2 separate regions of the Homo sapiens genome follow, and region 1 is linked to region 2. Evidence: read pairs that join two places in POLR2A ChIA-PET (ENCODE). Cell type or tissue: PC-9. All regions are shown on one strand. Each heading gives the region's core, and the rest is flanking DNA. Links, peaks and the distances in the headings are about the cores only. Region 1 overlaps FIBCD1 (fibrinogen C domain containing 1). Region 2 has its middle 24 kb from the start of LAMC3.

Evidence for each region. Peaks named below come from ENCODE experiments on the same cell type or tissue, not always from the same donor. Only the 100,000 strongest peaks of a DNase experiment are listed, where the experiment ranks them.
Region 1: POLR2A ChIA-PET joins it to region 2 with 11 read pairs; 6 of 35 experiments call an interaction of 5 or more read pairs at or near these places.

The regions. Positions count from the first base shown.
Region 1 is chr9:130,926,063-130,930,442 of GRCh38, forward strand. It overlaps FIBCD1 (fibrinogen C domain containing 1), which reads right to left. Exons shown (of 7, transcript NM_032843.5): 2 at 3,505-3,984. Among named protein-coding and RNA genes, the nearest start is that of FIBCD1, 11 kb to the right of the region's middle. RefSeq lists enhancers at 134-183, 3,670-4,214. In PC-9, for the core only: no CTCF peak of the experiment used is centred there; DNase peaks (open chromatin) are centred at 2,079 and 2,589; H3K4me3 peaks cover 874 bases; H3K27ac peaks cover 2,013 bases.
Region 2 is chr9:130,983,261-130,987,640 of GRCh38, forward strand. No RefSeq gene overlaps it. Among named protein-coding and RNA genes, the nearest start is that of LAMC3, 24 kb to the right of the region's middle. RefSeq lists an enhancer at 2,644-3,515. In PC-9, for the core only: no CTCF peak of the experiment used is centred there; no DNase peak of the experiment used is centred there; H3K27me3 peaks cover 1,047 bases.

The DNA.
Region 1 (4,380 bases), core at 287-4,286, 57 kb before region 2:
GCATCCTGTAGACGAGCTCCACTGGGCACGCCCCACAGAGGGACACAGGCAGCACACCCCAACCGGGGCAGGAGGGAAGACGGTAGGTGGGGGCCGCCGTGCGATGTGTGTGCGGCAAACATCACTTGGTTAAGTCACACTGGTACTGCCCATTTATCTGAGTCAACACGGCCACAACGCACTAAAAAAAACTCAGGCACGGCCTCCTCCCTCTTGCTAACGGGCAGGGAAGACCTCTGTTTAAACCAGCAGATGATTAAAGTTGAAAATGTACATATAAACATGCCCCGAATTAATGGGGAAGTGAGTCCCTGCTTGCCGAGCTGCAGAGGCGCATCAGGGGAGGGCTGGACAGCGCTTAGCGGTAGTGGTGTCAGAGCTGCTGTCCCCGGCACTGCTTAGCTGTGTGAGTGAGCTTGCACACGCACCTGTCACTCAGAGCCTCAGTCTGCCTCTCCATAAAATGGGATAACAAGGCCGGGTGTGGTGGCTCACGCCTGTAATCCCAGCACTTTGGGAGGCCAAGTTGGGTGGATCACCTAAGGTCAGGAGTTTGAGACCAGCCTGGCCAACATGGTGAAACTCTGTGTCTACTAAAAATACAAAAAAATTAGCCGGGCGTGGTGGCGGGCGCCTGTAGTCCCAGCTACTCAGGAGGCTGAGGCAGGAGAATCGCTTGAACCTGGGAGGCGGAGGTTGCAGTGAGCCGAGATTGAACCACTGCACTCCAGCTGGGTGACAGAGCGAGACAACCGTGTCTCAAAAAATAAATAAATGAATTAAAATAAAATAAAATGGGATAACAAATGTACTAACCTCCTGGCGTTATGGGGCTGCAAAGTGCCTATTAACGCGGAGCCCAGCACATGGTATAGGCCTATCACTCCTACCAGAAAAGGGATTTTCGGCCCAACACAGTAATCTTAGCACGTGGGGAGGCCGAGGTGGGTGGATTGCTTGAGGCCAGGAGTTTGAGACCAGCCTGAGCACCATAGCAAGACCTCTCTACAAAAAAATTTTAATCAAAAAAATTAGCTAGACATGGTGGTGCACACTTGTAGTGACTGCTACTTAGAAGGCTGAGGTGGGAGGATTGTCTGAGCCCAGGAGGTGGAGGTTGCAGTAAGCCCTGATTGTGCCACTGCTCTCTAGCATGGGTGACGGAGTAAGACTGTCTCGAAAAAAAAAAAAGAAAAAAGAAAAGGGAGTTTTCAATAGTGGCATGGTGGCTCCCTATAGGTTTAAATTTCAGCTCACAAACAATTTCTACTATAATAATAAGGAGACGTTGATGGTGCAGACCATGAGTATCCCCCACGTGACAGAGCCAGCCAAGCCCTGTAGCCAGGCGCTCCAATATCCCCTCAGCATAGACTGTGTTATGCACATCTCACGGGTGACAAGACCCAGCCCAGAGAGGGGAAGCAACCTGCCCGGCATCCCACAGCTGGCACAGATGGGGCCTGGACTGGATCCCAGCTCTGCGGACTCACACCCTCAGGGCAGAATGGCTCAGCTCAGCCGTGACCAGCAGGCCTCAGGGACTACACATGAGAATCAACCCCGGCTGGGGGGCTGCAGGGGGTTGGGGATGAGGCCCAGGAACTTGCCTTTTCCTTTTTTTGAGACAGAGTCTCGCTCTGTTGCTCAGGCTGGAGTGCAGTGGCGTGATCTCGGCTCACTGCAACCTCTGCCTTCCGGGTTCGAGCAATTTCCCTGCCTCAGCCTCCTGAGTAGCTGGGATTACAGGCGCCCGCCTGGCTAATTTTTGTATTTTTAGTCGAGACGGGGTTTCACCATGTTGGCCAGGCTGGTTTTGAACTCCTGACCTCAAGTGATCTGCCCGCCTCGGCTTCCCAAAGTGCTGGGATTACAGCATGAGCCACTGCACCTGGCCGGGAAGCTGCCTTTTAACAAGCACCTCTGGCGATTCCAACCCAGGCTGCCTGTAGGCACAGCTTTGAGAAACCCACATCTGTGCTGATCAGCTGAGGGTCTGGGAAGCTTGGAAGGGAGGAGTTAGGAGCACGGCTCGCTGCCTCTGAATGAAACATAAAGACCCACTGTCTCTTGAATCATCCAGTCTGTGGGGAATGAGTCAAATCAAACATTTTTGGGGAAGTAAATATGTCAGGTGAGCTGGCACTCCTGGGCCCAGAAAGGCTGTTAGTCTTGTGGGAATACTCTGTACCTCTGCGCAGGCTATTGGGAGGGCAGGACTCTGGGGTCCCTCCTTCTAAATACCCCACCCCAGCTCTAAGGGTGGGCCTTCATGAACTGGGCCTGAGCTGACCAGGGGCTGAGCAATTTGGAGTGAGGTGGGGGTCCCAGGTCAGCCAGAAAGTCAGGAGGTACCCCCAGCCCCCAGCCCTGCTGATGAGGCCTGGGGAAGTTGCACATGGAGGGGCAGCTGGAAGGCGGTCTAAACATCCCTCTACCCCGGGAGGGGGAAGCCACCTTCCCATCAGTCACCCAGACAGGGTGATGAGGACTGTAATTTCTCCAGCTGCTGCCTTCAAAGGGAGGGAAAGGGCCCATTGCTCATGAGCAGCTGAGTGACCAAATGCCTGGATCTCTCAGTGGCTGCTGGGGGCGGTGGGGCGGAAGGGGCTTGGGCGCCCGTGGGGGCAGGGGCTTGGCTCCTAGCCTCCAGGGATCTGAGTCACCGGGAGAACGTGGCACAGGGCCAGGGGCCGGGCAGGGCTCCAGCAGGGGCTGGATTCCAGGTCTGACCTGGCCACGGCACCCAGGAAAAATCACCACCCATTTCTAGGCCACCATTTTCTGTCTTGGAAAATGGTGGAGGCAGATGAGACGATCCCAAATCCCTCATCCTATGAAGGAGGAACTTCTTGTGGGTGGTGCTTCCAGCATGGTCTCAGAGCCGAAGCTGGAAAGCCTTCACCCAGACCCACCTGGAGCTGGCTGGAGCCTGGCTTGGCTGGGGGCAGGGGTGGGGAGGGTGGAGGTGGTTTGGGACAGGCTAGGGGTCTGGCTGGGCTGCCTGGACTGGTCTCTCTGTCCCTGGGAAGCTGTGGGTATTGCATGGTGTGAACTGGGAGGGGGTATGGAGAGATGGGGTGCGGCTCTGAGGGGGTAGCACTGATCAGCCACATGCCCTTCAGCAAGTCGCATCCCCTCTCTGAGCCTCGATTTGCTCCTGATGGGGGAATGCCCTGCCTCACCTGTACCCTGGAGCACTGGGGAAGCCCCAAGCCCTGGATTTACTGAGTGCCAAGTGCCGTGGGGTGCTGTACAGTTTACCGGGTCACCGGGAAAGAAACAGGATTTGAATCCTGGCTCCCAGTAGCTGTGCGGCCCTGGATGAGTGACTGCGCCTCCCTGAGCTTCATGGGCTTGTCTGTAGATGGGAACAGCAGTAGCCCCTTGTCTGGGGCCTTGGGGATTAAGTGAGGCCATGGACATCAGGCGCCTGGCACATGGCAGCAGCAGCACCAACCCCTCGCCTCCAGCAAGACCCCAAGATGCAGACCCCAGCCCTACCTGGATGAGGCGGCCCTGCTCACTCTGCAGGGCGCTGAGGCCCTGGCCCAGCGTGCCATGCCCCTTCCGCAGCCCCATGCACTCCGTCTGCAGCTCTGAGGCTCGGGCCAGCAGCCGGGGCAGCTGGTCGGCCAGCGTGTCCAGCAGCTCCTGCTCCTGGTCGCCCACCAGCCGTGGCTGGGCCTGGTGCTCTGTCAGCGCCTGCAGCACCGAGGCCTGGGCGCTCTCCAGGCGTGCGAAGCTGTCGGTGAGGTCGGGGCAGCGCGGGTCAATGAGGATGCTGAGGTGCGAGCTGTCCGCCCTTTCCACAGTGACCAGGGCGCTGTTGGCGCTGGCAGCCCCAGTGCTGACGACAGGTGGGGGCGCCGTGCCCGGCGCGTGGGCGTGGTTCAGGAAGAGCACGGCACCGGTGACAGCTACAGCCAGCAGCACAGCCAGGGCCAGCAGCACGGTGCACAGCACGTAGCCGCAGCTCGGCCGCTGCAGGCCCGCCCGGGACGCACAGACACAGACAGACAGACGGGAGAGAGAAGGGGCCAGCATTAGAGGCATACCTGGGGTCAGAGGACCCCCTTCTTGGGGGGCTGGGCAAGGGCGTGGCACAGAGACTGAGATGAGACAGGCACTGAGAGACAGTCCAAGGGGAGACAGAGAGACAGGGACAGCCACAGATGCAGTGAGAGGGACACAGTGAGCGCCTCAGGGAGAAAGTGGAGAGAGACAGAGCCCCAGAGGGGAGGTGGAGACATAGGGAGAGACGGGGAGACGCGGGGAGACGCAGGGAGATGCAGGGAGACACAGGGAGACGCAGGGAGATGCGGGGAGACATGGGGAGATGCGGGGAGACGCGGGGAGACACGGGGAGACATGGGGAGA
Region 2 (4,380 bases), core at 79-4,078:
AGACAGAGAATCCAATCACCAGTCATTAGGTGTCCTCTATAGAGTCTGCCCTGATGGAGAGGAGGACTATGAAAAGAGATCACAGCAGAATGAGTCAGTAAACTGATTAGCTGAATCCAATCAAATTTGGAAGGCCCTGGGTGGGGGGCTTCAGACTGGCGTGAGCAGACAGAGAATGAGGGGCTGAGGATGCATCCGGCTGGCCAGTAGCCCCGTCGTGCTCCATGTCCCATGAGGCAGTGGGCAGGAATGTAGGCAACTCAGTCAGGCCACACTGGCCGAAGACATTCTGCCAGCTGAGAAGGCGGCCCTCAAATCACCAGGTGTGGCAAAGTCCCTTCCACAGTAGCAAGCATCTTTCAGCCCCAAAATGTTTAGAATTAAGTATAGATGTGTTTAAGAGAATCAAAACAATAATAATAGTATTTTTGTCTCAAAAGTTTTCCTAACTTTACAGGCCGGACACGGTGTCTCACGCCTGTAATCCCAGCACTTTGGGAGGCCGAGGCAGGCGGATCACTTGAGGCCGGGAGTTCGAGACCAGCCTGGCCAACACAGTGAAACCTCGTCTCTACTAAAAACACGAAAATTAGCTGGGCGTGGTGGCACACACCTGTAATCCCAGCTATTGGGGAGGCTGAGGCAGGAGAATCGCTTCAATCCTGGAGGCAGATGTTGCAGAGAGCCGAGATCGCACCACTGCACTCTAGCCTGGGTGACAGAGCGAGACTCTGTCTCATTAAAAAAAAAAAAAATAGTCCTCCTAACTTTACAAATGCTGAAACCACCCTCCACTCACGCTGCGTTGTTTCAGCATTTGTAAAGTTAGGAAGACTTTTGCCGATTAAAGGACAAGGTCAGCCTCACGATTCTGACTTAAAATGTGAAACTGAGCACGTGGCTTAGACTTGAGACTTGAAGCTGCGCTCTGAGAAACTTTGGAAACAGTGCTGGAATTCACCACATCTGTAATTCAATGTGTTAGACGCACAAAAGATGTGCTTCAGTCTGTAGCGAGGCTGGTTTCTCAGTTGGGCCGTGGAAGTACTTACAAAGGAAACTGAATCGATTAAGTTTATTTATGCAGTTCAAAATGTTTCAAGGAGCTCCATGAACTGGTTTTGTAAATGGGACCAAACAGTAAGGAAATGGTCCTTAGAAGGGATTGTTCTGATGTGCTGGATTTTAAATAGAATAAGTAACATGTGTAAAGTGAACTTAAAAGCTTAAGAAAGAAGAACATTTTTGAATGCGTAACATTCATGAAACAAATGTTAATGTTTAAAATCAAAGCCATTGTCTGAGTAATCTTTTCTGTGCACTAGAGCCACCCCAGAGAACAGCAAGCCACTGACAAAGATACATCCCTGTCCCCATTCAAACCTTGTTCCCCCTGTGTTCCGCACCTGCCATATCCCTTCCCAAGAGGTGAGCGTTCAAGGTGATAGGCTCGGCTGCTGTCACAGCCACAGGTTTACGGTTCATGGGCTAACGTCTGGTTTCAGCAGGACACGCTTGGGTGTCTAATAAAGGGGCTGCTCAGAGGCGGTTAGTTAACCCTCCCATTCAAGGGAGGAAGGATTCACTGAGCCCTGGCAATATCCAGGAGGAGATATTCAAGGCACCAATGAAGGTAACAGGAGCTAACAGTGCTACGGGGTTCATCATTTGTTAGGACCAGTGATGAAGCTTCATAGATATTAACTCGTATAATTGCTGTAACAACCCATTTCACCAATGAGAAAACTGAGAGGCAAGCTGATGAGGGGCGGCCCCAAAGACTTGGCCCCAGAGAGTCTGGCTGCAGAGCCTAAGCTCTTCCTCAGGCTCCTGTCCTTCAGGATCTTGCTCCGTCCTCCCACCACCCCTGTGAATTAGACATTGTTGTCCCATTCTGCAGATCAGTTAACTGAGGCTCAGGGAATCTGGAACCTCACCCAAGGCCACACAGTCACATGGGACAGAGATCGGCAGCTTCTGGCCCTTGCAACATCTGTGCAGCTCAAATCCAATGGGGGATGGACTTTGTTATTGTTGAGACAGGGTCTCACTCTGTCGCCCAGGCTGGAGTGCAGTGATGGGATTATGGCTCATTGCAACCTTGACCTCCCGAGCTCAATGGATCCTCCCGCTTCAGTCTCTTGAGTAGCTGGAACTACAGGCATGCACCACCATGCCCAGCTAATTTTTTTTGTATTTTTTGTAGAGACAGGGTTTTGCCATGTTGCCCGGGCTGGTCTTGAATTCCTGAGCGCAAACAATCTGCCTGTCTCGGCCTCCCAAAGTGTTGGGATTATAAGCATGAGGCACCTTGCCTGGCCGGGCCATGGCCTTTCAACAGATGGTACTGAATGGTTTTGAATTATAGTCATACTGGTGTTTTGCAGGCCAAGGGCAGGAGCTCAGAGTGTGCAGCAAGAAGACCTGGCCTGGTCTTGGGACAGGAGGGGCACACCCGAGGAGGTGGTGTTGACACTGAGACCTGACAGATCTCAGCTGTGGCCAGGTGCGAGTACACCTGGTGAGGAGGGGCCAAGGACCTGCTCACTGAGGAACAGCCTCCGTGAAAGCCAAGGCAGGAGGGCACTGGAGGGGTGCCCGGCGGGTGCTGGGGAAAGAGGTGGGGTGGGACAGGCTGCAGAGAGGGCAGGAGCCAGGTGGGACACTTTGAAGGTGTATCCTGACTTTTATTTATTTATTTATTTATTTATTTATTTATTTATTTTGAGATGGGGTCTTGCTCTGTCACCCAGGCTAGAGTGCTGTGGTGTGATCCCCCTGCCTCAGCCTTCTGAGTAGCTGGGACTTATAGCCATGTGCCACCACACCCAGCTATTTAAAACAATATTTTGTAGAGACAGGATCCCAGTAGGTTGCCCAGGCTGGTCTCAAACTCCTGGGCTCCTGCCTCAGCCTCCCAAAGTACTGGATTACAGGTGTGACGCCACCGTGCCTGGCTCCATCCTAACTTTGGACCTTCTCCTGAGAACACCTGGAGGTGATGGCAGGGTTTTGAGCATGAAAGGAATAAGGTTAGCCGCATGTTTGTAAGCCACCTGTCCCAGGAGGGCAGCAGGATGAGGCAGGGGAGTGGGCTGCCACGGGCGTCCAGGCGAGCAGCTGGAGCCAGGACTGACCTGGTGGCACAGAGACCAGCAAGGTGTGCCCGTGGAGAGTTGTTTAGAAGACAGCATGGATAGGGGTTGGCCGCGATGGGGTGGGGAGGGACTGGGAAAGAGGAGGCCCCTCGGGGCAAGCTGGGCCATGGGTGTGGTGTGTGGATGTCTCTCCGCATAGAGCCCTTGCCTGCCACACCAGGGCCCAGACCCGAGGGCCTTTCCCCGGCCCAGGATGAGGCACGGAGGGCTGTGCTGTTGGACCGAGAAATGTCGCCGCAGGGGCTGTGGCATACTGGCCTCTGTGGAACCCCCCCCCAGCCTGGCCTGAGGTGCCCTCCTGGCGACCTGAACCGCTTAACTCCTCCCAGAGGAGTCCGGGTAATTCGGTCTCTGTGTTTACTCCTGCGGTGAGCGCCTCTGAATCTTTCATCTTGACTGCTGACTGTATCAAAATTCCCGTGGTAATTGGATCAGGTGCAGTATTTTCCATGAGGATATTAAATCAGGCCTTCTGCCCATGTCCAGAACGATCCGTTTCAGAATATAAAGACGCAGGAGATGGCATTACCCAAGGTATTTTTCCTCCTTTAAACTTCCCCCCCATCTTAATCATGGCAGCTCTTTATTTGTTGCCAAATAAATTGGGTCGTCCTCCCCTCCCCCAGTTTGTAGCCAAAGGAAAGGAAAGATTCTTGTGCGTGGAAGTGGGAGACTGGGGGGTGTGAGCGAAGCAGCCAGGTGGGGCATGTGGGGTTGGATGGCAGTGCCCAGAGTCACCCAGGAGGGTCCCACCTCCAGGGGACCCGTGGACCTAGGCAGAGTCCTCAACAGAGGGGAAGAGTTCAGTCAGACACTGCCCTCATTCTCCCAATCAGACCCAGGAATGGCCACTTGGGGAGGAGGTTTGGGCACCCAGCATTGGTGGAAGCTCCTCGTCAGCCAGCCTGGCCCCATAGCCAACCTCAAGATGGGACATTTTAACTGTCCTTAAAACACCGCAGGAGAGAAGCTCATGGATATGGCAAGACTCCGGATGGGGAGGGAGTTGGAAAGAAGCTCCGAGACATTTAGTTGTTTAAAATGATAGGCGAGGGAGAGTACTAAGGTCAGTTCGGAGGCTGAGGAGGCCACGGCCGAATGGCTCTGTCATTTGGAAGGATGGGGTGGCAGTTGCACAACCGTGTGAAAGAACAAAATGCCACCAAATTGTTCACTTTCAAATGGGTAATGTTATGTTATGTGCATTTCATTTCCATTTTTA